Regions from separate parts of the Homo sapiens genome. Here region 2 is linked to region 1. A link is an interaction called in ENCODE POLR2A ChIA-PET data of the cell type or tissue named here. Cell type or tissue: HepG2. All regions are shown on one strand. Each heading gives the region's core, and the rest is flanking DNA. Links, peaks and the distances in the headings are about the cores only. Region 1 holds the start of HM13-AS1 (HM13 antisense RNA 1). Region 2 overlaps BCL2L1 (BCL2 like 1).

Evidence for each region. ChIA-PET counts read pairs that join two places held together with the same protein. Peaks named below come from ENCODE experiments on the same cell type or tissue, not always from the same donor. Only the 100,000 strongest peaks of a DNase experiment are listed, where the experiment ranks them.
Region 2: POLR2A ChIA-PET joins it to region 1 with 13 read pairs; 13 of 35 experiments call an interaction of 5 or more read pairs at or near these places.

The regions. Positions count from the first base shown.
Region 1 is chr20:31,565,510-31,581,054 of GRCh38, reverse strand. HM13 (histocompatibility minor 13) reads right to left here. Exons shown (of 13, transcript NM_178581.3): 11 at 14,760-14,845; 12 at 12,831-12,977; 13 at 11,512-11,935. The coding sequence ends at 11,836. It overlaps HM13-AS1 (HM13 antisense RNA 1), which reads left to right and starts at 7,792. Exons shown (of 3, transcript NR_046853.2): 1 at 7,792-7,913; 2 at 8,132-8,256; 3 at 13,107-13,468. It overlaps LOC107985416 (a long non-coding RNA gene), which reads right to left and starts at 8,045. Exons shown (of 3, transcript XR_005647051.2): 1 at 7,617-8,045; 2 at 3,677-3,715; 3 at 3,276-3,451. RefSeq lists silencers at 5,841-6,010, 7,513-8,092, 11,155-11,449 and enhancers at 7,894-8,435, 14,103-14,242, 13,516-14,391, 14,392-15,267. In HepG2, for the core only: CTCF peaks have their summits at 7,825, 8,537, 11,340 (motif pointing left) and 11,759 (motif pointing left); DNase peaks (open chromatin) are centred at 6,624, 6,994, 8,024, 11,764 and 3 weaker places; H3K4me3 peaks cover 2,124 bases.
Region 2 is chr20:31,699,495-31,715,039 of GRCh38, reverse strand. All of the region lies in intron 2 of BCL2L1 (BCL2 like 1), which reads left to right. All of the region lies in intron 3 of BCL2L1-AS1 (BCL2L1 antisense RNA 1), which reads right to left. Among named protein-coding and RNA genes, the nearest start is that of BCL2L1, 16 kb to the left of the region's middle. RefSeq lists enhancers at 1,420-1,714, 1,741-2,268, 8,826-8,905, 8,956-9,055, 9,066-9,115. In HepG2, for the core only: no CTCF peak of the experiment used is centred there; DNase peaks (open chromatin) are centred at 4,909, 8,109, 8,893 and 10,269.

The sequences.
Region 1 (15,545 bases), core at 4,278-12,277:
TTTTTGCTTTTTGTTTTTTTTTTGCTTTCTCTGTTGCAACTTTCCCACAGATTGTGCTGCGCATTTGGGCCTGAACAGAAAAATCTGAGGCTTACGCAGCATGCGTACAATCAGCATCTCTGTGGAGGCATTCCCAGCAGCACTCTCCCCGAGTGGCTCTTCCGCTCATGTAAATACGTCCTAGGTCACTCTGGATGATTAGCAAATAGCTGCTGAGCAAATTGGAAGAAGCTGGTTTTAGGCTTGAAAAACAAAAGCTATTATCAATTTGGCCAGAGCAGAGAAGACTGGCTGGTGTTTGGGAAGGGGGCAGGTAGCAGGGAGATAATAACAAGGACCACTGACTATATATCTCCATTTTACAAATGAGGAAACAGCCTTTGAATCAGTTGGCCAAACCACACAGGGAGAGAATGGCACAGAATTCCAAACCCTGTTTCTCTAATTCCAGAGTCTATGCTCTTTCTGGGGTTTCTCCATGAGGCCAGAAGAGAGGAAGCCGCAGAGAGGCCGCTGTAGAAACAGACTGTGCGGGGTCTCATGCCTGCAATCCCAGCACTCTGGGAGGCTGAGGAAGGAGGACTGCTTGAGGATAGGAGTTTGAGACCAGCCTGGGCAATACAGTGAGATCCCGTCTCTACAAAAATATTAAAAAATTAGCCTGGCCGGACGTTGTGGCTCACGCCTGTAAGCCCAGCACTTTGGGAGGCCAAGGCAGGCGCATCACTTGAGGTCAGAAATTGGAGACCAGCCTGGCCAACATGGTGAAACCCCGTCCCTACTAAAAATACAAAAAATTAACCGGGCGTGGTGGCGTGCACCTGTAATCCCAGCTACTTGGGAGGCTGTGGCAGGAGAATCGCTTGAACCCGGGAGGCGGAGGTTGCAGTGAGCCGAAATTGCGCAACTGCACTCCACCCTGGGCAACAGAGGCAGACACTGTCTCAAAAAAAAAAAAAAAAAAAAAAAAAAAATTAGCCAGGCCAGTGGTGTACACATGTAGTTCTAGCTACTTGGGAGGCTGAGGTGGGAGGATTGCTTGAGACCAGGAGCTTGAGAGCTTGAGGCTGCAGTGAGCTGTGACTGCACCACTGGGGGATGACCCAGGCAAAGGGAAGCATGAACCAAAGAAACAAGACCTGAAACACACACACACACACACACACACACACGCAGAAAGGGCTGGGCACAGTGGCTCACACCAGTAATCCTAGCACTTTGGGAGGCCGAGGCGGGCAGATCACCTGAGGTCGGGAGTTCGAGACCAGCCTGACCAACATGGAGAAACCCCCTCTCTACTAAAAATACAAAATTAGCCGAGCGTGGTGGTGCATGCCTGTAATCCCAGCTACTCGGGAGGCTGAAGCAGGAGAATCGCTTGAACCTGGGATGCGGAGGTTACGGTGAGCCGAGATCCCGCTGTTCCACTCCAGCCTGGGCAACAACGGCGAAGCTCCGTCTCAAAAAACAAAAAAGAAAAAAAACAAGCAAGCAAGCAGATGGGACAGCACACATTCACAAACTCGCACAGGCAATGCCCTTGCAAAAGCCCTTTTATCAACCCAAACACTTCCACATGATCTGTCTCTCTTATACCCACACACCAATTACACACACCCACCCACCAATGCAGGCACTTGCTCACAAATGTTCTCAGAAACACATACTCCTAAACATACTTAGACACAAACACACAATCATGCATTCACAATCACAACCATATAGAAACCCATCTACAGCACTGGTCCACGTAAGATTTCAACTTTACCATTACCCACAACTTGTAGAAACCCAAACATTAGCATAGACTCTCCTTTTTTTTTTTGAGACAGTCTCATTTTGTCGCCCAGGCTGGAATGCAGTGGTGCGATCTCAGTTCACTGCAACCTCCGCCTCCCAGGTTCAAGTGATTCTCCTGCCTCAGCCTCCTGAGTAGATGGCGAGAGGTGAGTGTGCTGGCAGCCCTCCCTCGCTCTTGGGGCTTCCTTGGCCTCGGCGCCCACTCTGGCTGCGCTTGAGGAGCCCTTCAGCCCGCCGCTGCACTGTGGAAGCCCCTTCCTGGGATGGCCGAGGCCGGAGCCGGCTCCCTCAGCCTTCGGGGAGGTGTGGAGAGAGAGGCAGGGGTGGTAACCGGGGCTGCGCCTGGCGCTTGCGGGCCAGCTAGAGTCCCGGGTGGGCATGGGCTTGGCGGGCCCCGCACTTGGAGCGGCTGGCCGGCCCGCCGCCCCAGGCAGTGAGGGGCTTAGCACCCGGGCCAGCAGCTGCAGAGGGTGCACCGGGTCCCCAAGCAGTGCTGGCCCACCGGCGCTGCGCTGGATTTCTTGCCGGGCCTTAGCTGCCTCCCCGTGGGACACGGCTGGGGACCTGCAGCCCGCCATGCCCCCCCGCCCCATGGGCTCCTGTGCAGCCCAAGCCTCCCCTACGAGCGCCGCCCCCTCCTCCATGGCGCCCGGTCCCATCGACCCCCCAAGGGCTGAGGAGTGCGGTCGGCACACGGCCTGGGATTGGCAGGCAGCTCCACCTGCAGCCCCTGTGCGGGATCCACAGGGTGAAGCCAGCCGGGCTCCTGAGTCTAGTGGGGACTTGGAGAACCTTTATGTCTAGCTAAGGGATTATAAACACACCAATCAGTACCCTGTGTCTAGCTCAGGGTTTGTGGATGCACTAATCGGCACTCTGTATCTAGCTAATCTGGTGGGGACTTGGAGAACCTTTATGTCTAGCTAAGGGATTGTGAATACACCAATAGGCACTCTGTATCTAGCTCAAGGTTTGTAAATGCACCAATTAGCAATCTGTGTCTAGCTCAGGGTTTGTAAATACACCAATCAGCACTCTGTATCTAGCTAATCTAGTAGGGACGTGGAGAACTTTTGGGTCTAGATCAGGGATTGTAAAAGCACCAATGAGCACCCTGTCAAAACGGACCAATCAGCTCTCTGTGAAACAGACCAATCAGCTCTCTGTAAAATGGACCAATCAGCAGGATGTGGGTAGGGCCAGATAAGAGAATAAAAGCAGGCTGCCCGGCTCTGCAGTGGTAATGTACTGGGGTTCCTTTCTGCATGGGGTGTGTGTGTGTGGTGGTGTTTTTTTTTTTTTTTTTTTTTTTTTTTTTTTTTTTTTTTGCTGTTTGGTTCCACATTGCTTTTGTGAGCTGTGATACTCGCTGTAAAGGTCTACAGCTTCACTTTTGAAGCCAGCGAGACCACAAACCCACGGGGAGGAACGAACAACTCCGGATACGCCGCCTTAAGAACTGTAACACTCACCGCGAGGGTCTGCAGCTTCATTCCTGAGCCAGTGAGATCACGAACCCACCAGAAGGAAAAAACTCCCAGCACATCCGAACATCACAAGGAACAAATTCCAGACACGCTGCCTTTAAGAACTGTAACATTCACTGCGAGGGTCTGCAGCTTCGTTTTTGAAGTCAGTGTAGACCAAGAACCTGCCAATTACAGACACAATGCGACTATAGGTGTGTGCCACCACGCCGGAGTAATTTTTGTATTTTTAGTTTAACCATGTTGAGCAGGCTGGTTGTGAACTCCTGACTTAAGGTGATCCACCCGCCTTGGCCTCCCAAAGTGCTGGGATAACTGGCATGAGCCACCAAACCCGGTCCATCAGAATAGATTCTCACAGGAGCAGACACTGTCAGTCAAACACCTACCCCGTCCCCGCAACATGCACGCATAGTTGCATAGAGAACCTGTCAAGAAGAAAGGATCCCGGTCAGGCAGAAAGAGGCTCAGCTTCTCCCCCAAAGTCCACACCTAAGAAATCTGTTTTCCAGACTCAGTACCCTGGGTTTTCCCTCACCACCTCTGCATCTGAGTGTTACCAGTGCCTCCACCTCCCCTCCCGCACTTCAGAGCCCAGCTGGGACCTGGGGTAGCCTGAGAGGGGGTGGGTGGCCAGCTTCCGGCAGCAAAGGAAAGCATCTGTCTGAGGTGGGCAGGCCCATGGGGGTCTGGCAGCAAAGGAAAGCACCTGTCTGAGGTGGACAGGCCCATGGGGGTCTTGAAGCAGCACCTTCGCTGGGTACCCCCAACTGGGCTGATCCCAGGGGGCACAGAGCTGGGACCCATGGTTTTGGGAAGGCAGTAGGGAGGGCCCATCAAAGACTCCACCAGGCATTCTCTGCAGGGGTCTGCCTTCACATGAAGATAGCCTTGTTTGTCACACCTGTCTGCCTTAAAATGACAAAGGTTGGATGCTGTCTGGGTGTGAGATGAAATGGCAACTGACTGAAATGGGAAGAAAGTTAACTATGGAAAAAATACTTCATTTAGATCTGATTTGGGTTAAAAAAAAAAAGCATAGAAAAAAATCTGAAAGTAATCTATGGGTGGCCAAATGTGCTGTTTTATTTTCAATGTTTTTTACATCTAATTTTCTTTTTTTTTCTGAGACAGGGTCTCTGTCACCAAGGCTGGAGTGCAGTGGTGCGATCATGGCTCACCTCCAGTTCAGGTGATCCTCCCATCTCAGCCTCCCGAGTAGCTGGGACCTCAGGTGTGAGCCACCAGATCCGGCTAATTTTTGTATTTTTTTGTAGAGATAGTTTCGCCATGATGTCCATGCCAGTCTGTAACTCCTGGGCTCAAGCGATCCACCTGCCGTGGCCTACCACAGTGCTGGGATTACAGGCTTAAGCCATGGTGCCCGGCCTTTTTTGAGACCTGGTCTTGGTCTGTTGCACAGGCTGAAGTGCAGTGGCACTATCATGGCTCACCCAGCCTTGACCTCCCAAGCTCAAGCAGTCCTCCTTGGCTCAAACAATCCTCCTGCCTCTGCCTCGTGAGTAGCTGACACTACAGGTGTGTGCCATCATTTCTGGCTAATATTAAATTTTAATTCTGTAAAGATGAAGTCTTGCTATGTTGCCGACGATAGTTTCAAACTCCTGGCCTCAAGCAATCCACACACCTCGGCATCCCAAAATGCTGGTATTACAGATGTGAGCCACCGTGTCCAGCCTAATTTTTTTTTTTTTTTTTTTTTGAGACTGAGTCTCCCTCTGTTGCCCAGGCTGGAGTGCAGTGGTACCATCTCGGCTCACTGCAACTTCTCCCGCCTGGGTTCAAGCAATCTCCTGCCTCAGCCTCCTAAGTAACTAGGATTATAGCTGCCCACCACCACACTTGGCTAATTTTTGTTATTTTTTTTTAGTAGAGATGGGCTTTCACCATGTTGGCCAGGCTGATCTCAAACTCCTGACCTCGTGATCCACCCGCCTCGGCCTCCCAAAGTACTGGGATTACAGGCGTAAACCACTGTGCCCGACCTTTTTTTTTTTTTCTTTTTTTGATAAGGAGTCGTGCTCTGTTGCCTAGGCTAGAGTGCAATGGCATGATCTCGGCTCACTTGCAACTTCTGCCTCCCGCGTTCAAGAGATTTTCCTGCCTCAGGCTCCCAAGTAGCTGGGATTACAGGCACCCACCACCATTCCTGGCTAATTTTTGTATTTTTTAGTAGAGACGGGGTTTCACCATGTTGGTCAGGCTGGTCTCGAGCTCCTCACCTCAGGTGATCCACCTGTCTCGGCCTCCCAAAGTGCTGGGATTACAGGCATGAGCCACCGCGCCCGGCCAAGAAAATTTTTTAGAGATTGGGAGGAGTCTTGCTATGTTGCTCAGGCTGGTCTTGAACTCCTGGCCTCAAGCATTCTACATCCTTTTGCGTCCCAAGTGCTGGGATTACAGGTGTGAGCCATGTCCAGCCTAATTAAAAAACTTTTCTTTTTTTTTTTTTTTTGAGACGGAGTTTCACTCTTGTTGCCCAGGCTGGAGTGCAATGGCACCATCTCGGCTCACTGCAACCTCCACCTCCTGGGTTCAAGCAATTCTCCTGCCTCTGCCTCCCGAGTAGCTGGGACTACAGGCGCGTGCCACCACACCCAGCTAATTTTATTTCATTTTTAGTAGAAACGGGATTTCACCATGTTGGCCAGGCTGCTCTCAAACTCCTGACCTCAAATGATCAGTCCGCCTTGGCCTCCCGAAGTGTTGGGATTACAGGCGTGAGCCACTGCACCTGACCATATTTCTTTTTAATACAGACAGGGTTTCACCATGTTGGTCAGGCTGGTCTCTAACTCCTGACCTCGTGATCTGCCTGCCGTGGCCTCCCAAAGTGCTGGATTACAGAGGTGAGCCACAGCGCGCCCGGGCCAAAGTTTTAAAAATACAAAATGAGGCCGGGCGTGGTGGTTCACGCCTCTAATCCCAGCATGTTTGGGAGGCCTAGACGGGCGGATCATGAGGTCAGGAGATGGAGACCATCCTGGTTAACACGGTGAAACCCCGTCTCTACTAAAAATACAAAAAAAAATTAGCCAGGGTGGTGGTGGGCGCCTGTAGTCCCAGCTACTTGGGAGGCTGAGGCAGGAGAATGGCATGAACCCGGGAGGTGGAGCTTGCAGTGAGCCGAGATTGCGCCACTGCACTCCAGCATGGGCGACACAGCGAGACTATGTCTCAAAAAAATAAATAAATAAAATAAAAAAAAAATGCAAAGTGAGCAGGGTGTGGTAGCACGCACCTGTAGTCCTAACTACTCAGGAGGCTGAAGTGGGAGGATGGCTTGAGTGCAGGAGTTCAAGGTTACAGTGAGCTATGACTGCCACACTGCACTCCAGCCTGGACTACAGTGAGAGCCTGTCTCAAAAACCAACAAGCAAAATACCCACCCACACACAGCTTAGTTTACATATATAGCAAAAATCTTCTTCCAAGCCACCTAACTCCTTTGTATATTCCTTGCCCTCAAATTTACTCAAAATAGTATCTCCCTTTTTTTAATATTTTGGAGACTCTTCCATAAATATCTATTGAGAACACACTATGTGTGATTTCCATGTATTTATTTATTTTACTTAATCCTCACAGCCATTATGTAGACGAGGAAAGTGAAGCTCAGAGATGGGAAGTCACTTGCCTGAAGCCGCAGGTTGGTAAACATTAGACTCTAGGTAATTTGATAATTTGTGTCCATTTATGAAGTGCCTGCTGTAGCCAGGCCCTCAGGATTGTCCCAAACCTTTATAGTCACTCTTACAACAAATACTGAGTGCCTTCATGTTTCAGGCAATGGGCCAAGTGTTGGGGCTACGGTGGAGAGGAAAACAAAGGCTTAGCCCATGGTTGAGGGAGGTTCAATTGTTCACCCCATTTTTCAGGTAAGAAAACCAAGGAAGAGAAGGGAAAGAAAGTGTCCTGAGATCACACGGTCACACGAAAATAGCTGAGGCACGGCGCGGTGGCTCACGCCTCTAATCCCAGCACTTTGGGAGGCCGAGGTGGGAAGATTGCTTGAGCCTGAGTTCGAGACCAGCCTGAGCAAGAGTGAGAACCGCCGTTTCAACTAGGGGAAAAAAAAAAAAGCCAGGCGTGGTGGGACACACCTATATTCCCACCTGAGGTGGGAGGATCGCTTGAGCCCAGGAGGTCGAGGTTGCAGTGGGCCGTGATCGCGCCACTGCACTTCAGCCTGGGCGACAGAGTGAAACCCTGCTGCACAAATAAAAGAGAAAAGGGAAAAAGAGCGGAGACAGGCAGCCCCGCTTTACAGGTAGGGAAAGTGAGGCACAGAGAAGTAAAACGACCTACCCAAGGAAACCCATCTAGTAAAGGCAGGGACCGGGATCGCAGGCTCTTGGAGCTCACCAGTCCCCGCCGGGCGGTGCTTGGCCCCTCCTTCCCCTCCGGCGGGCGTGGCCCGGCCGGGCCCGCCCCCTCCCCTGCGCGCGTTCCTGGCAGCCCGGCCGGCGTTTCCTGCCTGCGTCGCTGAGCTGGCGGGCGGGCAGCCCATCTGGCGGCCCCCGCGGGGCGGCGCGGGGAGGCGGCCCAGACTTGCTGGAGCCAGGCGCCGGCCCGGGGGCCCCCCTGCCCGCCTGGAGAACCCAGGTGTGGCCGCGGCGGGGGTGGGGGGTGGTGCTTTCCTTCCCGCTCGCTCGGCCCTTCCTGACGCACCAGGGCAGGATGCAGCCTCCTCCCGTCCTCTCCTCGGCCTCCGCCTCCCGCGCCCTGGCCCGGAATGCTGGAGGGAATCCAAACGCAGGGCGGGGAGGCAGGGGCAGGCCCCTGAGGCCCCGCCCCTGATAGCCATTTGATACCACCGCTAGTCTTGCCCGTGTTTGGGGTGACTCAGCTTCCCTGCTTGTGCAAGAACAGCTGAACTCTGACCTCCTGAATGGCCGACTCTTGCCTTGCTCCTCAGGGACCCCAGACACGATCGTAGGAACCGGAGGTACTACTGCCCTAAGCCATAGCGCTTGACATTATCCATTTATTCAGCAGTTTCAAGTCGCGGCAAGCGGCGTTTGACCACTTCTGTTCCCTGCCCAGTGCTTAACTGGTACCTGGTGCCGGCCTGATGGAGGCTCTGAAGGCTTTCCCTCAGAAAGCTGGACCCGCCCTGGGAAGCAGGTCCTAACCCCCCTTCACAGTCGAGCACAAGACCGCTTCATTCACACTGCAGGAGCCAGCCCTGCTGTCAGACTGACGGTGCCAAACCCCCTTCTCCAATGCTGCCCCCAAAAGGAACCAGGGATCCATTATCCTGATCATGTCAAACGGCACCACGGTGAATACGAGTCTTGGAAGCCAGACACTCTGGGTTCACATGCCCCCTGGGCCCGCCCTTACGGTCTCTGCCTCAGTTTCCCCATCGTAAGAATGATGTAGGTACCTCAAAGTGTTGTTACAACGATTAAGTAAATCTTAAGATACATTTGAAACTTGAACACGGGTTTCAATTGTGCAGGTGCACTTAAACGTGGACTTTTTTTCTACCTCTGCCACCCCTGAGACACCAAGACCAACCCCCTCCTCTTCCTCAACACAGAGACCAGGATGAAGATCTTTATTTATGATGATCCACTTTCACTGAATAATTTTTTTTTTTTTGAGACGGAGTCTCACTCTGTCCCCCAGGCTGGAGTGCGGTGGTGCAATCTTGGCTCACTGCAACCTCCGCCTCTTGGGTTCAAGTGATTCTCCCACCTCAGCCTCCTGAGTAGCTGGGACTACAGTCGCCTGCCACCATGCCAGGCTAATTTTTGTATTTTTAGTAGAGTCGGGGTTTCACCATATTGGCCAGGCTGGTCTCGAACTCCTGACTTTGTGATCCGCCTGCCTCTCTCGGCTTACTGCAAGCTCTGCCTCCCGGGTTCAGGCCATTCTCCTGCCTCAGCCTCCCGAGTAGCTGAGACTACAGGCGCCTGCCATCATGCCCGGCTAATTTTTTGTATTTTTAGTAGAAACGGGGGTTTCACCATGTTAGCCAGGATGGTCTCGATCTCCTGACCTCCTGATCTGCCCATCTTGGCCTCCCAAAATGCTGGGATTACAGGCATGAGCCACCATGCCTGGCTCTTAGGATTTTCTTAATTACATTTTCTCTAGCTTACTCTATGGTAGACAGTGTAGTACGTATAACATACAAGATGTTTTGACTGTTTATGTTATCAGGTAAGGCTTCTGGTCAACAGCAGACTATTAGTTGTTTTGCGGGACTGAAAAGTTATACAGATTTTCGACCATGATGGGTTGGTGCCCCTAATCCCTGTGTTGTTCAAGGGTCAGTTGCACTAGCATAATGCTAGTCACGTGAAATACAGTCAGTGCACACTGGGGTCTCAGCAGGGCTGGTTTTCCCCTTGGAACCCTCTCTCTTGTCGCAGTCATGGGAGACTGAGGCACAGAAACAGAATCTAATAAAGCAGGGTAGAACTTGGGTTCTAGAGCAGTTTCCTAATAATCCACCCCAAACCAGGTGAGGCTGGCATCTAGCCCACTCGGGGCCCTGCCCAACCACCCACACCCCCTCCCCAGCATGCAGGCCCAATCCTTGCCCGGCCTGGTGCCATTTTTCCATGGGACTCTGATGGTGGCGGTTCACATCTGGAGTCTAGACTCGCAGGCTCTGCGGGCCAGGCCTACCGCCTGGGCTGGGCCACCACTGCCCGCTGTTTGCTCAGCTGAAGCTGGTTAATTGGAATTACAGTGGCCTCTGCGGTGCCGGCTGGCCGGGCGGGCCCTAGTCCGCTGCTCCGGAGGTCTGTGGAACATCTGGCTGGACCAGGACAGTCATTAGGTGGCAGGCGCTCGGCGCCACTGCCACCTCAGCCTCTGCCGGGGGCTGGTGGTGACTCAATAAGGCCTTTGTGCGCCCTGGGCCGCAGAGCCAACCATGCTATGTGCCTGGGCCGCCTGCCCCATCTGCCTCAGAGGGGCCTTGTTCCAGGACCACATGGCCTCAGAGTTGGCTGGAGTGGGTAGAGATTCCAGAAGCCCCTGAAAGGGAACCCCCCTCCCTGAAAGGAAGAAGCCTTTTGAAATTTTCTACCCCTTTTCCTTCCTATAGAACCCTGGAGCCAGTAAAATTGGGTGGCTGGGGCTCAGGGATGCCCAGCACACCAGCCAGTGACTTGGTCCCAGGGGTCTGGGGAGGAGCTGCGGTCCTTAGGAACCTGGAATTGTTTGGCTTGGCTAAGGTCAAATCGATGTCCATGGGCAAGCTGCCTCAATTCCCTCATCTGCACAGCGGAGCGAATAATAGCACATACAGCCCAAGACTCAGAAGGAAGTGAAATCCTATATCAAGGTGCTTAGTGCATGTCAATACCTAGTGAGGGTATTACAGTCATACTCCTGAGTCTCTGGTCATGATTGTCCTTTGGCCACTTCCAAACTGGAAGCCACTGTTATTTTCAGCCTTTGAACCTGAAGCTTGGGCAAGGGAGAGCCCCGGGTCTGTCAGTATGGTGGCCACCCGCTCCTGTCTGTTTCCCCACTCAGTGACCTCATACCAGGTGGGTGGATGAGGGTTGTGGCCACCGTTTGCCTGGTTTGGGGTGGTGCCCGGTCGGTCTCCTGCTGGCCGGGGCTGCTGTCTTCAGCAAACTTTAGGGAAACCCGGGCGCTGAGATTTCAGCTCTTAGGCCCCAGAAGGCCTCTAAGAATCACTAGCTCAGTCCTTCCCCACCCCAGCCTCTAGAGGTCCTGGCCCTTGTGCCATGACTGGCCCCACAGTAGTCATTTTGGGAAGAAACCCAGGAATGGGCAGAATGGGAGACAAAGCCTTGATCTTCAGGGCAACCTAGAGTCTGAGCCCTCATCAGCCGAAGCCATATGGGCACAGGGACCAGGGAGGCTGGCAGGTTCTACAGTTACTGCTTCCCTTGTGAGTCAGGTCAGCCCTGGGTACTCCCCACCACTCTCACCATGGTGAGTGGGAGACTCTCATCTGCCAACACCCTTGCTGCCCCCAAGTATTTCGAGGAAGGTGGTGAGAAAAGTGCTAGCTGGTGAGAGAGGGCTCGTGGGCCCCCTCTACTGGCTAAAAGGTGTTTTACGGGTGCAGGGCTGGCCAGGCACTGGGGTGGGCACCCTTAAGGGGCTTGCAGAAAAGATTTTGGGTGGGCAGGTGAGACCTAGAAAACCCAGGGCAAGACACTGGGTGCTTAAACAGAGAATCTTCCAGGAGCACAGTGGCCCGCCCTGGCCATGGGATGAGTTTTTAATGTGAGGCAAAATCAGTCCACAATACAAAATCTAAAAATCACACCCACTTTTCCCACCTGGCTCCCGGGGAGGGGGGAAGCTGGGGGTTTCTTTTGCCTGCAGGGTGTGGGGAGGAGCAGAGGAGGGCCAAGAAAGGGAGAAGGAAACAGAGGCCACAGAGGCCTGGCTGGAGGTATCCTGCTGCCCCCTGCCCTGTCCTGGAGCTGCCCTTGGCCTCCTGTGCCCTCTACCGGTGCACGCCTGTGTGGGCCCAGCCCCCATCTGTCTGGTCTGGCCCTGAGAGGCTCGGGCACCAGCTGCATCATTTCTCTTTCTTCTCCAGCCCCTTCGATGCTGATGCCTCTGTTCCCTCTTTGGATTCTGTCACTGCCGCTGGATCCTTAGGATTTGACTCCTCATAACTGACCAAAAAAAAAAAAACAACAATAAAAATTCATTTAGAGGAGAGGGTGAGCAGAACCTTGGTTGTCCCCTTCCCCCACCCCCATCCTAGGAAAGCGCCTGGTCACATGCAGAGCGTCAGCCCTGTGTCCACTGCCCAGCACCTAACAGCGCCTGGCCCCAGCCCTACCACATGCCCTCCTCAGGCAGGCTGCTCTGCTTTCTCTGAGCCTGGGGGTACCAGGAGGCAGCAAGGGCAGCAGCCAATGGAAGAGAGGTTGGGCCTGGGCTTGTGTGGGCTGATTTCAAGCTTCCTGAACCTTCTGCTGTAGCGTGGAAAAAGGGGTGGCCATGACAAGGCTACAAGAGATGGAGATAGGCTGCCTCCCAGGGCACACAGCATGAATCAAACAGCTCAGCCCCAGAGGTGAGGGCACTGCTGTACTGGCAAGCGGCAAGGTGCTGCTCTGAAGACAGACACCCTGGCTTAGCTTCTTCTATGGGCTTCATTTTTCAAGCAACTGAGTTCATGCCAAAGATAATACAAATCTTTCCTCACCAGATAAACCCCGTGAGGCAGGAATGTGCCCACTTACAGATGAAGAAAGTAACTTGCCTAAGGTTATACATATACCTTGAATGGTAACAGTATCTACTACTGCATGACAAGGGCCATTTCCATCCACTATGATGTGGGCCCCGCATTACTGGTGAGGGCAGGAAGCTTCGGGGTTGTCCTGCTTCCCAGCCCTATGGCTCGGTGCAACCACTGCCTGGTGGTTGTGGAGGAGCTGCTCTTGCGGCCTACTCCTGGCAATGGTCCCTGCCCTATGCACTGGAGCTGCAGTGTCTGCCCTACCTTGGGCCCCGGGGCAGTAGGGGGAAGCGGGCAGGTGGGCACCCGCTGGGCATTACATGGCGCTGGGATTCTGCGGGCGCCGGCGGCGAGGGCCAGCTAGCTTCTGCTGCATGGAGTCGGCCAGGCTGGCTGGGGAGCCCGAGACTGTGGGGAAGTGGGTGAGCCTCGGGGTATGAGGCAGGATTTCCGCCGAGGACTCGTAGCTGTGTGAGAGAGAGAGAAGAGACAGAAAAAAAGAGATGGATAGGGAAAGACTAAGGGAGGACAGAGACTTCCTTTCCAAGGAGCAGAGAGCAGAACTGTCTTGTTTTTACCTATTTTTGCACTTCCAGATTTTATGGAAAGAAGCTGATATTATTTGGAGAATGAAAAAAGAAAGATGCACCTAGACAAAGGCACATCAGGCCACTGTGCAGAAGAACAAGCATGCTCTAGAAGTGTATGTGCTGCTGTGGAAACACCTCTAAGAAATACCGTAGAAACCCAATGTGCAGAATGCTCCAAGAATGCCACCGTCTGTGCAAGAAAAAGTATACACACATCAGTGCACAGGTGTCTGAATGTCTGTGTAACACTGCTGGCCTCTGTGGGGTAGCTGGAGCATGAGGGTGCTCTCTCTGTTACAGCTTTGGAATTTTTAACTATGTGAATGTGGTACCAATATAAAAATAAGTAAATCAATAAAAAAAGGAGGAGAATAGAAGGGAAAAGTAAAAAGGTGGAGAATTGGGAGAGAAATGGGGAGAAAGGAGGGAGAGAGAGAGAGAGAGAGATCACTTGCTTTTTACCCCAATCTAAGAATGTCCAGGGTGGGAGTGGAGGGCAAACAGTGGGGGCAGGGTACCTGTATGGCAGAGCATTTAGCACCAAGCAGGTAAAGGCCAGGGGCACCCTCTGCCTTGTGTATTCAGAGCTTTGCCTGATGAGGGCACAATAGCATTGGGTGGTTACCCCAAGGGGAGGGGCAGGGAAACCTGGGCTGGATGGGAAGCAGAGGGAGGGTGAAGGATGGGTGCTAAGCTCAGGGATCGGGTGCCATGCCTGCTCCCAAAGCTCCCTGAGACCTGTCCCCAAGTTCACCCCTAGCCCCCACTTGCCTCAGACCACAGAGCTTTGCTGGGCGAGGCAATGTGGGCAGGCAGGCGGGGGGCTGGGGATTCTAGACAGGACAGGGAGGGCAGAGGCAGGTCCGGGGGAGGGGTGAGTCACAGGCTCCCCTGCGGGGAGCCAGGTGCACAGGAGGCCCTGGCAAGCGCTCTAGGGACAGCTTGGAGGCCAGGCAGGTGGAACTGGGCGGAAGGCACCCGAGTAGGCAGCTTTAATCGCAACTGACAGCTATTTCTAGGTCCCTGGCAGGCAGGGTCGGCAGTGCTGGGGGCAGACACCTGTTGGAGTCACGCAGGCCTTGCGGTATGGGTGGGGCTGTGTGCAGGGTGTGGTAGGTGTGGATATGGCCCTGGGGAAGGGGTATCTGTGTGAGATACAGATATAGAGAAAGCAGTGAGCTGTGGGTTAAAGCCACAGAGGTGAATGAACAGGGACTGACACCTGCCTTCTACTCGGGGCACTTTCTACCACACTAGGGCATCCCACACGCCCCCTGTTCTATTACTCACATGTGAAAACTGAGGCCATGGGAGGGGAAGACATGCCTGAAGTCACCTGGGGGCAGAGTCACCTAGGACTTCTGACAGTAGGCAGAGAAAAATCCACAACAGCTATTCTTAAGATCCAGCTAACATTTGGATGGGGGATGCCTAGAGGGCTCTGATGCCTTGCGCTCCCCTGGCTCCTGGCCCAGGGTAAGGTTCCCACTGGTGTCCACAGGCCAGGTACCCATGTACTGCTGAAAAAGGCAAGGGGTGGGGCTGGTGGCAGGAACAATGTTCCCCTGGAGAGGTGTAAAGATACCCCCAGCAGGTTCCACTGACTGCCAGCAGGCACACTGGTGCCCATGAGGACATCTGCCCCCCACTCTGCCTTACCTGAACATCTCTGTCACTTCTCCCTTGGCCAGCGCCACCAGGACAGGAAAACCGATGCAGGCGGGGACCAGGTATAGGAGGGCAGGCTATGAGAGGACACAGGCTGGTGAAGCCATGCTGGGCACGGCACTGCCTCAGGGCCGTGCCCAGCACCCCAAACCCCTTCTGGGCTGGACTGAAGGACAGTGACTGGTCCAGGACCATAGCAAGTCAGTGGCTGGGCCTGAACCCAGGGCTCCTAACTCCCAGACAAGGGTTGCTCCTCCCGAGAGGGAATGCAAGAAAACTAAGAAACTCAAGTAGGCAGGGCTTCAAGGGTTCCCAGGGGTTTGGCTGGCAGCATCTGAATCACCTAGGTCACCAGGTTCAAAAAGCAACTTCCTGGTTTGGTCCTACTCCCAGAGACTCTGCTTCCTGAGGTCTGGGGCTCACACCTGCATTTTAGCAAATGCTCCAGGAGATGCTATTATAGTGATGATGACACCACAGCTGCTATGTAATAACTACTTGTTGCAGCCTGTATTAAGGTGACCTAGCTGGTCACTGGCTCCCCCAGGATTCACACCCAAGCAATTTGGCATGTCTGTGCTGAGACTCCTGGTAAAGCTGGGTTTGGAGAAAAGGACGGTTATACTAAGACCCTGTTCATGAACATCTACTGTGCAGGCACTGAGCTTAGCCTTCCCAGGAAGTCAGCCCACTGCCACATCCCATGATGGTTATCCTTTTGCAGAGGAGGAAGACCAATGCTTCACAAGGAGAGGGAAAATAGCCCAGGACTCAGAG
Region 2 (15,545 bases), core at 4,393-12,392, 130 kb before region 1:
GCCTCCTAAAGTGCTGGAATTACAGGCGTGAGCCACCGTGCCAGGCCTGGTCTGTATTCTTAAGGGTGGCAACAGGGAGCCCAGTGAAGAGGCTGGTGCAATTGCCAGGTGAAAAAGAATAGTGGCTTGGACCTAGAGGTGGAGGTGTAGTGAGACGGGGACTGGAGAATAAGACCAGGCTTGCACATGGTATATTGATGGGTCCAGCCATCCTGGAAACCATATTTTTCAACTACTTGGAGGTCCTAGAATCAAAGTTAAGTAAGATAGATGTTCTTTGGGAATAGTTCTCTCCAAATGTGATATTCTGATGAATGGTCCTCTTCCACTCCAACAGTATTTCTGTCTGAGTAAATGAAATTTGTCTGAGTTCAGTTCCCAACTCATCCGTGTCTACCTATGCAAGCTCCTTTTACCTCTCTGAATCTTGGGACAAATAATAATACCTGCCTCACAGGGGGCGATGGTAAAGACACAGTGAGGTATACCTGAGATGCATAAAGACTGGAGCCATGTTGGTATCATTATTCTTATTATCTTTCCACAGAACGCATGTCAGAGACCCATTCACGGAATCTTGAGCATCCACTCTCCTTTTTCTAAATACCATAGTGACCCATCAGCACATCTCAGAGCAGGCCCTTGCAGCATTTCTGTTGTAGTAGGAGCTCCACAGTGTTTGTGTGCAATGGTGGTGTAAGCACTGGTCTTGGAGTTGGAATCCCAGTTCTACTCTCAGTCTCACCTTGGCCAAGTCACTTCACCCCCAGTCCCCAGTTTCCCTTTATGCAAGATGGAGGGTTTGAAGTAGGCAATAAAGGAATGCTGGTTCTCTCTATCCTTAGGCCTTGTGGCGGATTCCACCATTACAGCATATTTCACATTAGTTATATTTTAAAATGGCTCTCTCCTGTTGACAGATATGTCAGCACCTTAACTAAACCCAGTGTCAAGGCAGGCTAGTTTATCACTGAGCCCACAATAGTGCTACCCTATATTTATGTAACACCTTACAGCTTCCAAAGCACTTTCAGATCCACCTTGCCTTTTTGATCCTTATAACCACCCAGAGAGGTGAGCAGGAAGGATGACATCTCCGTTTCAAAGGAGAGAAATCAGGTGAGAAAGATGAATTGACTTGCCCAAGGTTACATCAGGAGGAAGAGGCAGTTTTTGGACTTTCAAATTGGAACTTGACTACTAGCTTGCTGTGTGACCTTGGGCAAGTCTTTTAACTTGTAAATGGCTATAGTAATGCCACCTTTTTCTGAAGATTGGGTGAATTAATTCATTCTTTTAAGGCTTTCATATCATCCTAGGGCTCTTCACTCACATCATCTGGCTTCTCTTTTTTTACATATTGATTTTTGAAATTGTGGTTTTGTATAAAGAAACTGCCTTTGGGACCGTCTGCTATTTGGTTTCATCCCTGATGAGACTCTCGGGCCAAGCTTGAGCCTTACAGTGAACTCTGAGCCACACAGCTTTTTGGGCAGCCTCCAGTGCTCCCCTCGGAACTGGAGGTTTTTCTCCAGCTCTTCAGGAAATGCCATTGCGATGACTTCCATGGACTGCTTCCTGTCCCAGCCCTGCCGGCAAGAGTGTGGAAACTGGAAAGCAATGTCCCTAGAGGTCCGCCCCCCAAAAACTACTTTTTTTGGACGTGTCCCTGCCTTTCCTCTTGTCCATTACTTTCTTTGCTCCCTACCCTTTCCTCCTTCACCTGGCTTCTGCCTCCAGCTGTGATCATCCCTTCAAGATTTAGAAAATGCCTTTCTACTTGGTTCTGCCAGGCCATTACCCCCTACCCTAGGCTAGGCTGTGAGGGAGGTCAGTTAGAATTCCTGGGTTCTCTCCTTGGCTCCATCACGCATTAGCAGTTTCAGTCCTGGACTTCCCCTGGAGATGCATTAAACCTGTTGCTTGCGGTGCCCTGTGTCATCCATTAACCCTGAGTTCCCCTAGGAGATTCCACCCCACCCCTGCATAGGATGGGATTCTTAAGAGATAACTTGAGGTTTGGCACATATAAATCCTGCCTCTTGGAAATTGATGATAAAGGGTGGAGTGAAACAGAGCCTGCCTTCCCCTCCCCCAGTCACCTTTGAGGAGGAAGCTAGAAGGTTGAAAACCTTGTTGGACAATCATCTGAGGAATGGGAGCTGGCCTGGGAGGGGATTGGAACGCACTCAACTATGCCTCAGATCCTTTGTTCCTCTCTTGAAAGGGAAACATTCCCCTCCCTCCTCCCTGGCCACACACACATACACACGTGCCTTTGTTCCCCCGAGTCAGGCAGGGATAGGAACATAGTGTCCCTTCCAAGGAGCCTGACTCGCTTCCCTAGAGACTGGCCTCCTGGTCAGTGGGACTGGGATATTTGCTCAGGAGCCCCCAGCCTCGTGTCCTTTCCATAGAGTCTTCGAGGCTAAAAACTTGCCTACAAACAGCTGCTGAGACTTCTCTGTAATTATTTCATGGGACACCCATGTCCCAGGATAAACAGTCCCTCCCTCTTACTCCAGTTGGTGATTAATATTATTGTTAACATTACTATTAATAGTATCTAACACTTATTGAGTGCTTACTCTATGCCAGCCATTGTTCAAAGTGCTTTACATGTATTAATAGATTTCATTCTCACAGCAGCACTCTGAAGTAGGTTCTTTTATCCCTGTTTCACACATGAGGAAACTGAGGTACAGAGAGGTTAAGCAATTTATGCAAAGTAGCACAGTTAGTAAGAGGCAAAGCCTGGGAGGGTAGCTTCCAACCTCCCCCTTTTAAACGCTCCACTGTGTTCCCTCGTCCAGTGCGCTATTGTCTAGGTGACTGCTGGCATTAATCCAGTGCTCACTATGTGACAGCCTTTAGTGACGCTGTTTTTGTTACTATCCCAACAACCTTATCGTTATAGGCACTGAGATTTGGGAGGGCTTATAGTTAGCCAGAGGCAGAGTCAGCATTTGAAACCAGGTCTCTCTTACTCTGAAGCCTGTCCTTTTTATCTCCAGTCCTTAAAAATCTTGCAAAGTAGGTGTTGTTACCTTCATTTTATGGTTGAGAAAATTGAGGCTCAGAGAAAAGTGATATACCCAGAGCTTCACAGGCTAGTACCAAGAAGAGCTGGGATTCACACTCTACTGTCTTAGTAGTCTGTATTGTCATGATTATTCTTTTTATGTGCATGATAATACTTTCAATTTACCAAACTCCTTTTATAAGTTATTTCCCAGTGAAGTAGGAGAGGTGGGTATGTTCAGCCCTGTTTCCAGAGGGGAAACTAAGATAAGGGGTCTTGTCCCACAGTAAATGGCAGCATCAGACTTAGAATTCATGTTCTGGCTTTTAACACAGTATTATCAATACTGTCTGCCTCTCCTAAAGCTGGATGTGTGGCTTGGAGCTGTCCTTGGAGTTTCATTTCTTTTGTTAAATCAGCAAATATTGACAAATGCTTTGTAATGTGCTAAATGCTAGTGATACTGTGGATATTGTGGTAACTGAGACTGAGTCCCATCCCTCAATGGTCTGTTTCCATACTCCACACCTTGGGTCTTGCTGGTGTCCCTCTGCCATCTGAATCAGTCTACATGTGCCATCCATCCTTCTCCTCAGCTGCCAGACACACCAGGCAAGATTCATTATAGTTGATATGTATTAATCACCTTCAACACATACACAGACAAAACTCTGGCCTCACATTTGAGACAGCTTGACTCCTTGCTGGTGGCATAACACAAAGCAAATCAGCTTCAAATTCTCATCCATAAGCCTGAGAGAATAATGCCAAGCCACCAGAGTAAGTGAGGCATGAATGAGAAAGTGAAATGTAAGTGTGTTTTTTGGTAATAATAACAGATACTATGGGTTGAGTAGTTACTTGCTCTGTGCCAGGTGCTGTGTTTATCCCCTCAATATAATCATCTTACTTGGTTCTCACAAATGCTCTCCTGTGAAGATGGAGAATCTAGGGTTCAGAGAGGCTCCCTAATGTGTCCACAGTAACAGATCTTCTAAGAGGCAGAGCTGGGTCTTATACTCAGATGTGTCTGATGCAAAAGCCTATAAGCGTCATTGCTTCTTACAAGCCCAGACTGGCTTATTTTACCCTGACTACCTGGCTCAGGGCCCGCGGTTGGGTGAGGACTCAGCCAGGGCCTGCTCAATGAACATGAAGGGTTATTATTAGATACAGGTTAGGCTACAAAAAAAGTTTCTGCCCCTAAGGAAGCAAACTCATTTGAAGCAGTAGGAATAGACCTCAAACACTTGGTGAATGGCTTGAGGCAAACTGTGCCAAACCTGTAGAGTAAACACCAAAAGTGGAAGAAGTTGAGCCCACCTGACTGCATTGCTGGGCCCTGGGCCTCTGCCAAATGGGCCAGCTTCCACCATCAGCTACCCAGTTGATTACTGGGCCCAGAGGCCTCCACCCTCAGCCTGTATCATCAACCTGCACCCTTTCCCTAGCCAACTGCATTGCCAATCCAGACTGTCTTCTGCATCAACAGTGGAAAGGGTTAGGAAGGAGAGAGGTCACTGACAGCTTAAATAATCATAGCTTTCTCAGCACCGTAGCTTTGTACAATTTCCACTGAGGCCTCAGTTTCCCGGTCTGTAAATGGAGATAATACTAATCTCTTAATGAAGATGATAGTAATCTCTTCCTTATAGGCTTGCTGTTTTTCCTCTGCCTGTATCACTCATCCTATGGATCTGATCAGGGCTCTCTCTCTTCTTATCATTCAGGTATCAACTCAGATATCACCTCCCTAGAGGTCGCCATGTTTACATGTTTACCATCTGTCTCCTGTAGTAAAACATAAGCTCTCGGAGTACACGGGCTTTATCCTGTCTTTCATCCCCAGCATCTAGCAGAGTGCTTGGTACATAGGAGGCACTTAGCAAATATTTGTTGAATAAGTGACTGTGTAGACCACCTCACACGGTGTCTGATATACTCAGTCAATGTTAGGCATTGTTATGTCTTAGGAAGATGTGGACCATGATGGGTTTAAATAGGTGAAAAGAATGTAACAAGAGCAGGCTGTGGCTGGGCGTGGTGGCTCACACCTGTAACCTCAGCACTTTGGGAGACTGAGGCAGGTGGATCACTTGAGATCAGGAGTTCGAGGCTGGCCTGGCCAATATGACAAAACCTTGTCTCTTCTTTTTTTTTTTTTTTTTTTTTTTTTTGAGATGGAGTCTTGCTCTTGCTCAGTTGCCCAGGCTGGAGTGCAGTGGCACGATCTCGGCTCACTGCAAGCTCCGCCTCCCAGGTTGACGCCATTCTCCTGCCTCAGCCTCCCGGGTAGCTGGGACTACAGGTGCCCGCCACCAGGCCCGGCTAATTTTTTTTGTATTTTTAGTAGAGACGGGGTTTCACCGTGTTAGCCAGGATGGTCTCGATCTCCTGACCTCGTGATCCACCCGCCTCAGCCTCCCAAAGCACTGGGATTACAGGCATGAGCCACCGCACCCGGCTCGTCTCTTCTAAAAATACAAAAATTAGCAGGGTGTGGTGGCGGGCGCCTGTAATCCCAGCTACTTGGGAGGCTGAGTCAGGAGAATCACTTGAGGCCGGGAAATGGAGGTTGCAGTGAGCTGAAATCATGCCATTGCACTCCAGCTTGGGCGACAGAGGGAGACTCTGCCACACACACACACACCAAAAAGATCAGGCTAGTTACACACGCGTGCACGCGCGCACACACACACACGAGCAGGCCAGACGGGTAAGAACCACCCAGACAGAACTGGAGGGTGGAGTATGTATGAAGCATTTGAGAGATCATGAGGAGGCAGACTGGCTAGAGCCAAAGATGGTCTGTGTCAGCAATAAAGTTGGTCAGGGAAGAAACCAGGTGGCTGATGACAGAGGCCTCTGGACAGAGGGATGGTTGATGGTAGAGGTGGGCCTAATGGGGAGAGGCCCAGAGCACCTGTGGGATGCAGTTAGGTCTCAGTAACCCCTAAGAAAAAGAATCTCTTGCCAGCCAGGGCTCAGCAGGCAGAGCTGCAGGGAGAGAAAAGCCAGAGGCACCTGCAACCTGCAGATCAGGTAAGCTGCCCTGGTTGTTATTTTGGGACTCAGGGCCAGGTGCAGATTCAAAGGATTGATTGAAGCCTTTTGGCAACTCTGGCCTCAGCAGGGTAAACATCACCTGTCTCCTGCCACCTGCAGTGACAATGCCAGGAAGGGTACCCTAGGTAGGCCCAAAGGGGCCTAACTTTCTTGCTGCCCTGGTGGAGCAAGAAATATCTTCTAGGAGAGGCCAATCCTTCCCTGCCCCACAGCTCCTTCTCTGCAAAGCTCAGGTGGCAATCAGGTACCTCCTGCCCAAGAGGCCCCCATGGTTCTGGCCTAAGGAAGGCAGGGCGGGGCATTGGGAGCCGTTGACAGCTGGGCTCAGCTGGGGGGAGGGGTCAGTTTGGGAGCAGGTGCAGATTTCAGGGAGGGTGGGGCCTAAAGGGAAGTAGGGATCTTGGTAGGCTGCAAAATTTTCCTCCCCATCCCCCAGCCACAGCTGGCTTCTCCAGGAACCTGATGACCTAGTTACAATGCTTAGAAATTGTCAGCTTAGCTTGCAGTTCAGGGCTTTGCCAGTCTCTCCTCTCTGAGGCTTCTTGGGTCCAAAAGGTACCTTGGCATTTCCCCAAGGGGGTTCCATGTGAATGACATACACTGTATCACATGTACAGGCTTCTTGCCCAGGGGAGGAAAGAGCCAGTAAGGCTGCTGCTTCTTCCCTTGTGTGTGCCCCCCAACCCCAGGGAGAAAATACTCCCATGCCCTTGCCCCCTTCTGTTTCTCTCTAGAGGGTTGGTGAGTGACAAATGGGAAGTCACAAACTTCTTCCCTTGAGGGTCAACAAAGAGGGCCAGACCCTTGTTGCCCTAAGGATAGATTGAGCACACCTAACCATTCTTTCCTTACCTCCCCATCTCAGTGTGATGTTAAAACCTGATGGAAAGAGGTTAGGAAGACTCTTCTGGGGGCTCTGGAGGCCCCCCACTCTCTCAGGCAGCAGCTGCTCCTGGTATTCCTGGTGTCTGCCTTGCCTCCTTGGGAGAAATTCCATCGTTGTTAAGAGTCAGGTACGAAATTTGACAAACCGTTGTTGAGTTGGTGAGTCTCACTTGCTTAATAGTTATCCTTGGCAAATACTTAATCTTTCCCAGCCTTAGTTTCCTCATGTATGGAAAAGAGGTAACAATATACAGTGCTTTTCTTTTTTCCTTTTTTTTTTTTTTTTTTGAGACAGAGTTTCGCTCTTGTTGCCCAGGCTGGAGTGCAATGGTGCCACCTCGGCTCACCACAACCTTCGCCTCCCAGGTTCAAGTGATTCTCCTGCCTCAGCCTCCCGAGTAGCTGGGATTACAGGCATGCGCCACCACGCCCAGCTAATTTTGTTTTTTTAGTAGAGACGGGGTTTCTCCATGTTGATCAGGCTGGTCTCGAACTCCTGACCTCAGGTGATCTGTCCGCCTCAGCCTCCCAAACTGCTAGGATTACAGGTGTGAGCCACCATGCCCGGCCTACAGCGCTTTTCTTGAAACACTCTTGAGAGCATGAAAATAGTTGAAAAGATACATGGAGCACTTACCAAGGAGCCCAGCATATAGTAATTACTTAGTATAACAAGCTACTATTATTACTGTTATTGTCACATTGCAATCACTGGTAAACAAATTGTTGTCATTGCTATTGGATCTACTCTCCAGGAGTGAACTTTCAGGCTGACAGAATATGTGGATATCTTTGGACCAAGAGTTTAGAGATTTTAAGGTACCTGAAGCTTGGGGCCTTGGCTCACAACCTTGTCCCCTACCTCCTCTACAAGGCCCAAGTCATACCTTGTACACAGTAGAGGTTTGGCCAGTGTTGTTGACTAGGCGTTTGGCAATGGGGCATATTTTGTTTTATCTTCCCAGGGTCCTCCTTGTTTGTTGACTGAGTGGAAGACTTAATGAGTTAAGTATTTAAAGTGGGTAGGAGCATGCCTGGCACACAGTAGGTGCTTGACATGGGTTTGAATGATTAAACATGGCATTGTGGGAACTCTGGAGTTTTTCCAGGATGGCCCCACTCACTCCTTGTTTGCTCTGTGGCCTCAAGCCTCTTGCCCAAGCTCTGCCTGTTGCCTCATATGTTGAAGAAAGATAACACCCGCCTTGCCTCCCTCATGGGCTAGCAGGGAGGCCCAAAGAGATGATAGATGAAAAAGCACTTTGAGAACTATAAATATTTGGTCTTGTTGCTACTCCTTGACTAAAGTCACAGCCATAGCTGTGTCATTCATTCATTCATTCAGTCAACAAGCATTTTTTGAGTAGAAGCAATATCTTATCACTTAACTGGCTTCATGAATTTGGACAAGTTACTTCCCTCTGTAAACCTGAAGATCTATAAAGTGGAAGTAATACTCATTTCAGAGGGTTGTTGGGAGAAAGACTAAACGAGGTGCTCTGAGCTTACTGAGGATAAAAACTATGTCTTATTCACTCTTAACAGCTACTGCTGGGCCTAGTACTTGGTGGCTGAGTGTTTAGTGACTGGATTAACAAACATTCCTAATAATTAATGGTACATGTAAAGTGCACTTACACATTGCCTAGTGCAGAGTAAAAGCTCAGCAAATGCTGAGTCTTTCCCTTTTCTCTATGAGGCTTGAGGTGCCTTGATTTAGCCATGGGTTGCCTTCTGCAGTCAAAGTACCAGGCAAGGCCAGACTCTGAATATGACTCAGATGGGAAGTAGAAGTGAGTATTAATGCCTGGCTCCAGGTTGTCCTTACCTGCCTACGCTGGACTTCAGTGCGGGAGTTCTGAACTATCGAGGATCAGTGCTGCTTAAACATAAAATCCAGTGTACTATGGTTCTCACCCCATGCTTATCTCTGATCCAGAACAACTGCCTCTTGTTCTACCCACTCTCCATCTGCTACTCAGAAGAATTTCCCCTTGCTCACAGCACCCATGTTCAGTTGGAGCCCTAGGGGTTACCATGTCAGGGAAGTCCCAGGGAGTCACTCAGAAATAGCCTTTGGGGCAAGGTCCAGAGAAGGAGCCCAATTCTAAGGCTCAGTGTCTCCTGGGACTGGGTCAAGCAGCAGGTGCATACATGAGACCCAGGGCTGGTGGCTGAGTGATGAAACTGAGAGATGTGTAGGGCCAGACAAGAAGTCAACCTAGAGGAAACTGCCTGCTTGTTCATGCAGGTGTTTGGACACCTGGGGGAACTTTCTGGGTCTGATTTAGTGGTGCTAGTGTAGGTTCCATATTAGTATCCCAAGCCCCAGTGAGGGAAACCTTTGGGACTCCCAAGCAAAGCCTGTAGTTGGCACCCAGCACCTTTAAACCCTTCTCAGATCCCTTTAGGGTGAAAGAGAGGCCCCCTCCTCTGGGTTCTACAGCATCTACAGCTGGAAACTCCAGGGACAATGACATAATAACCATAGCTCCCTTTATAAAGTCTCTGCTGTGTGTTAGGCACTGTGCTGGGGCTCTTTATGAAAAGGGGATCATTTTGTTAATTGGAAGTATGGGCTCTGGAATCAGACAGAGTTGAGTTTGAATCTGGTCTCTATTACATATCAGCTGTTAGATTTTGGGTGCATTCCTTTCCATTTCTGAGCCTCAGTCCCCCTATCTGAAAAATGGGGATAATAATAATACTTCATAGGGTTTTTGTAAGGATTTAAGAGCCTTTTGTAAGAATGTATGTAAGATCATATGGTGCAGGTATTAAGGTAATTTTAGTAATATTTAACAATGAGCACTTGCACTTAAGTGTTTTATATGAGATAGTTCATTGAATTCTCAAAATAGTACCACTCAGGTAGGTTCTCTTATTATTCCTATAGAGAAGTTAAGAAAGTTGTTCAAAGATGCACAGCGAGTAAGTGGTAAAACCATGATTTGAACCCAGGTAGTCTGGCTCCAAAGCCAACTTGTCCTACCTGGATAAGGAAGGCCCTAGTAAATGTTGCTGTTATAACTATTGTATCCAGCATTGTAGTTGTCTGTAGTTTTTGGTCTATCCACTGAATTCTGAGCTCAGTGAAGACTAGAAACCCATTTAATCACCTTGCACCCCCAGAGACCAACATAATACTCATAAAACTCATTAATATTTGCTTAATGGCTGAGAATATTCTCTTTCTTTAGTAATCAATCAGTAACTCTTTATCGACCAGTTCCTGTAGGCTAGCTTTGAACTAAATCCTAGGAGGAATGCAAAGTACAGCTATGCCTGTGTAAACGGAAGATTGGGTGTGTGCGTTGGGGGGGTGCATTCCAGAGAGCACTGTGTCATTGGCAGAAACTTCCACACAGGAGGCAGAAACAATACAGGTGGTTTGAGGATGTTTTCCAAGATGGGATTCCCACCCCTCCCTGAGGGAGTCACTTCCTCCATCTCCTGCAGAACAAGGTGACACAGATTCCCTACTCCGGCCAAGGGCAAGGAACCACTCTAAGCTCTTCAGTCACTCTAATCCAGAAACTGTGTCTTTATGGCTCAGGCAACCAGTTCATGGCAGCCTAGAATGACAGGGAAAAAGCTGGGAAGGGACCTTAGAAAATCACTCTTGCCCAATACTCCAGCCAAAGTGGTCTTTTAAAAACCAAGTTCAGGCTGGGCGCGGTGGCTCATGCCTGTAATCTCAGCACTTTGGGAGGCCGAGGTGGGTGGATCATCAGGTCGGGAGTTCAAGACCAGCCTGGCTAAGGTGGTGGAAACCCCGTCTCTGCTAAAAATACAAAAATTAGCCGGGTGTGGTGCACGCCTGTAATCCCAGCTACTCAGGAGGCTGAGGCAGAAGAATCGCTTGAACCTGGGAGGCATAGGTTGCAGTGAGCTGAGATCGCGCCACTGCACTCCAGCCTAGGTGACAGGGAGAGACTCCGTCTCAAAAAAAAAAAAAAAAAGGTTTAGGGCCGGGTGCAGTGGCTCATGCCTGTAATCCCAGCACTTTGGGAGGCCAAGCCGAGTGGATCAACTAAGGTCAGGAGTTCGATACCAGCCTGACCAATATGGCGAAACCCCGTCTCTACTAAAATTACAAAAATTAGCCAGGTGTGGTGGCGTGGGCCTATAGTCCCGGCTACTTGGGAGGCTGAGGCAGGAGAATCGCTTGAACCTGGGAGGCAGAGGTTGCAATGAGCCAAGATCGCACCACTGCACTCCAGCCTGGGTGACAGAGCAATACTCGTCTCAAAAAAAAAAAAAAAACAAGTTCAGGGCTGGGCTCAGTGGCTCATGCCTATAATCCCAGCACTTTGGGAGGCCAAGACAGGCGAATCACCTGAGATCAGGAGTTCCAGACCAGCCTGGCCAACACAGTGAAACCCCATCTCTACTGAAAATAAAAAAATTAGCCGGGTGTGGTGGTGCATGACTGTATTCTCAGCTACTCGGGAGGCTGAGGCAGGAGAATCACTTGAACCCAGGAGGCGGAGGTTGCAGTGAGCCGAGATTGCACCACTGCACGCCAGCCTGGGCAACAGAGTGAGACTCTTGTCTCAAAAAAAAAAAAAAACAACCACCAAGTTTAGGCCAGGCATGGTGGCTCACACCTGTAATCCCAGCATTTTGGGAGGCCAAAGCAGGTGGATCACCTGAGGTCAGGAGTTCGAGACCAGCCTGGCCAACATGATGCAACCCCGTCTCTACTAAAAATACAAAAAATTAGCCAGGAGCAGTGGCTCACATCTGTAATCCCAGCACATTGGGACACCAAGGCGGGTGATCACCTGAGGTAATGAGTTCGAGACCAGCCTGACCAACGTGGTAAAACCCCATCTCTACTAAAAATACAAAATTAGCCGGGCATGGTGGCTCATGCCTGTGATGCCAGCTACCTGGGAGGCTGAGGCAGGAGAATCACTTGAACCCAGGAGGTGGAGGTTGCAGTGAGCCAAGATTGCACCATTGCACTCCAGCCTGGGCAACAAGAGCAAAACTCTGTCTCAAAAAATTTAATAAAATAAAAACCAAGTTCAGATCTTATTGCATTTTTGTTTACAACCCTCCAAGTGGTCTTCCACTGTAGTTAGAATAAAACCCAGACTTTTTTTTTTTTTTTTGAGATGGAGTCTTGCCCTGTCGCCCAGGCTGGAGTGCAGTAAGTGTCATTTCGGCTCACTGCAACCTCCGCCTCCCGGGTTCAAGCGGTTCTCCTGCCTCAAACTCCTGAGTAGCTGGGATTAAAGGTGCCCACTGGCCGGGCACGATGGCTCACCCCTGTAATCCCAGCACTTTGGGAGGCTGAGGCGGGTGGATCACCTGAGGTTGGGGGTTCGAGACCAGCCTGACCAACATGGAGAAACCCGTCTCTACTAAAAATACAAAATTAGCCAGGCTTGGTGGCACATGCCTGTAATCTCAGCTACTCAGGAGGCTGAGGCAGGAGAATCACTTGAACCTGGGAGGCGGAGGTTGTGTTGAGCCAAGATCGCACCATTGCACTCCACCCTGGGCAACAAGAGCAAAACTCCATCTCAAAAAATAAAAATAAAAAAATAAAGGCACCTGCCATCACGCCCAGCTAATTTTTGTATTTTTAGTAGAGATGGGGTTTCACCATGATGTCCAGGCTGGTCTCGAACTCCTGACCTCGTGATCTGCCCACCTCAGCCTCCCAAAGTGCTGGGATTACAGGTGTGATCCACTGCACCCAGCAAAACCCAGACTTCTTACCAACCTCTGAGGCCTGTGTGATCTGGTCCTGGCTGCCCCTCCATCATTCTGTCTCTCCCTTACTCCACTCAAGCCGCATGGGTTCCTTGCTGCTTCTGGATCCTGGCATAACTTCTTCCTGCCCAAGGGCCTTTGTAGTTGCTCTTTTCTCTGCCTGAAATGTTCTGCCCCTAGTATTTCCTTTCTGAGGCCTACATTTGGTTCAGCTTGCTGGTCACCTCCTCTGAGAGACTTTCCTTGACCTTCAGTTTAAAGTAGCCATGCTATTTCTAAATCCCTCTCCAGTCTTCTTGTAGTTTTGTCATAGCAACAGCCTCTACCTGGAATTTTCTTTTTGTTTGTGTACTTGTTTTTGTCTGTCTCTTCTATTAGAATATAAGCCCCATGATTATAGGGCGTTTGGTTTGTTCATCATTGTATCTCCAGTGTCTGCAGCTGTTCTTTGCAGGTAGTAAACATTCAGTGAATACTTTTTGAATAAATTATTAAACAAATGAACAAAACCTAAGACATGAAAAAACTGAGGCCCAGAGAAGAGAAGCTAATGAGAATTAATAGTGTTCTTTCATCCTACTTTTGAATGCTCATTAAGTGCCAAGCACTGTATTCAGTGATTTACATGCATTATTTTTGCCACTTATTCTTAATTGTTATAATGAGTTGTTTGGAACATCATTTTTTATATATACCACTGTACCACTTAAAAGAAAACTGGACCAATCTTATTTTTTATTGGAACCTTGCTCTGTTTTACAAAGAGTTGGAAGCAACTTAGGAAAATTCATACAACCAAAAGGATAATGTAGCTAAGGGAGTCGGGTGAAAGGAAAATATGGGTAAGAAGACGAGCCAAAAGTAAAATTAGTTCACACAAATGTATGTTACAAAAGTCCTTTGAACTGAGCAGTTTTTATGCCATTCTTTATAACTAAATATTGCCCAGATTCATTTAAAATGATGGTTTTTTAAAAATCTAACTACAGGCCGGGCGTGGTGGCTCACGCCTGTAATCCCAGCACTTTGGGAGGGCAAGGTGGGCAGATCATGAGGTCAGGAGATCAAGACCGTCTTGGCCAACATGGTGAAACCCTGTCTCTGCTAAAATACAAAAAATTAGCCAGGTGTGGTGGCGCGTGCCTGTAATCCCAGCTACTCAGGAGGCTGAGGCAGGAGAATCGCTTGAACCCAGGAGGCGGAGGTTGCAGTGAGCTGAGATCACACCACTGCACTCCGGCCTGGCGACAGAGCAAGACTCCGTCTCCAAAAAAAAAAAATCTAATTACATAGATGACCTTGGGATTGTCCCAGACTGCACCTAATAGTCTAGGATTTGCTGGCTCCCTTCCTGCCTCATCAGCTGGGCTCCTGGATTGAGGCAACACGATCTCCTCTTTTTGCCAAAGGGGCTGGTCCAGCAGGGAGGAGCCTAGACCCCTCTCCAGTCCTCTCTGGACCTAGCTAACTTTGTTTCAAGGAGTCTTTTCTGTAGAAGGTTTATTAATTGAGATATTGCCATTGGAAACCCAGTTCTGCTCTCAAGATACTTCCAGTTGAATTAGAGAGAAAAGACATAATATACATGAAAGGAGATCTTGTAAAAGCCAACAATAAATGCTAAATGCCAAATGAGGGAAGGACTTCACAGAAGAGGTGAGGTTTACACCGAGCCTTACCACAAAGCGGAGAAAAGAGGGGCTGTAGCTCCCAGTAGGAGAGTCAATGTGGGTTAAGATTTGCAGGCTGAGACCAACTCTCAAGAAGAGACCCGTGGGCAGTGGCAGTCAAATTTTAGGCATATGTGGAGGGGTCTCTTTCATTAGGTAATAAAGCCAAAAAGGTCAGCTAGAACCAGGTTTGTAGGATCTTCAAGTGCCAGGGGGAGGATTCCAAGGCCCTCCTTGGCAGCCCTGGTATCCCAATAGATAGGTCGTGCCCAGGGACTAATGCCCATGCTGGCCACTGGTTGGGCTGCTGATTCCCAGGTGGCAATGGCAGCTTCTGAAATGGGAGCCAGAGCCTTCAACTAATAGTGAGGGGAGGAGTTAAGTGTGGGGCCATTGTCAGTTTAGCTTTTGGCCATCCCAGGTGCTATTCATTTGGCGATTCGGCAAATGTTTATTGAGCACCAACTATGTGCCAGGCCCTGTGCTACATGCTGAAGATGCTAAGATAAACAAGATAAGGTCAAGGACATTGCTCTTGTAGAACTCTTACTTTAATGGGAGAGACAGCTAGCCCGAGAAACAAACAAGATTATTTCAGGGATTGGGTTAAATGCTGTACAGAAAATGAAACTGAGTAATGGAATATCTAGGAAGCAACTATATGCATGGGCCAACTCAGTTACTCAGCTTTGACACTGTTGGGTCTAGTTGGTACCTTTGTTTCCTTTTGTGTTATAGATGGAGGTGATCTTTCAAATCTCCTCTGCAGAGATCCAATGGGATAATGGTTGACTACCATTTATTGAGCACCTAGCCCATGTCAGGTACTCTACATGCATTTTCTCATTTAATTCCCTCACCTAGACTGTGTGCTAAATGGTCCATTAGCCCTACTTTCTTTTCCAGTAAAGAAACTAAGGTTTGGATAAGTGAAGTTGCATGCCAGGGTCCTGCAGCTTTACGTGGTGAATCCTGGATTTGGACCTAGATTGGGCTGGCTCTAAAGCCAGGCTTCTTTCCCCTGCTCCACTCTTGGAATAAATGAAGGATTGTTGGTTCAGGATATGCAGAAAGCTGCTTAGCAAAAGGAGAGTTGGAGAAGCATCTTGGTTTGAGGGTCTTGAAGGACACCTACTGTACTCCCAGCTGAGAGGACTCTTTCTCCTCATCTTCAG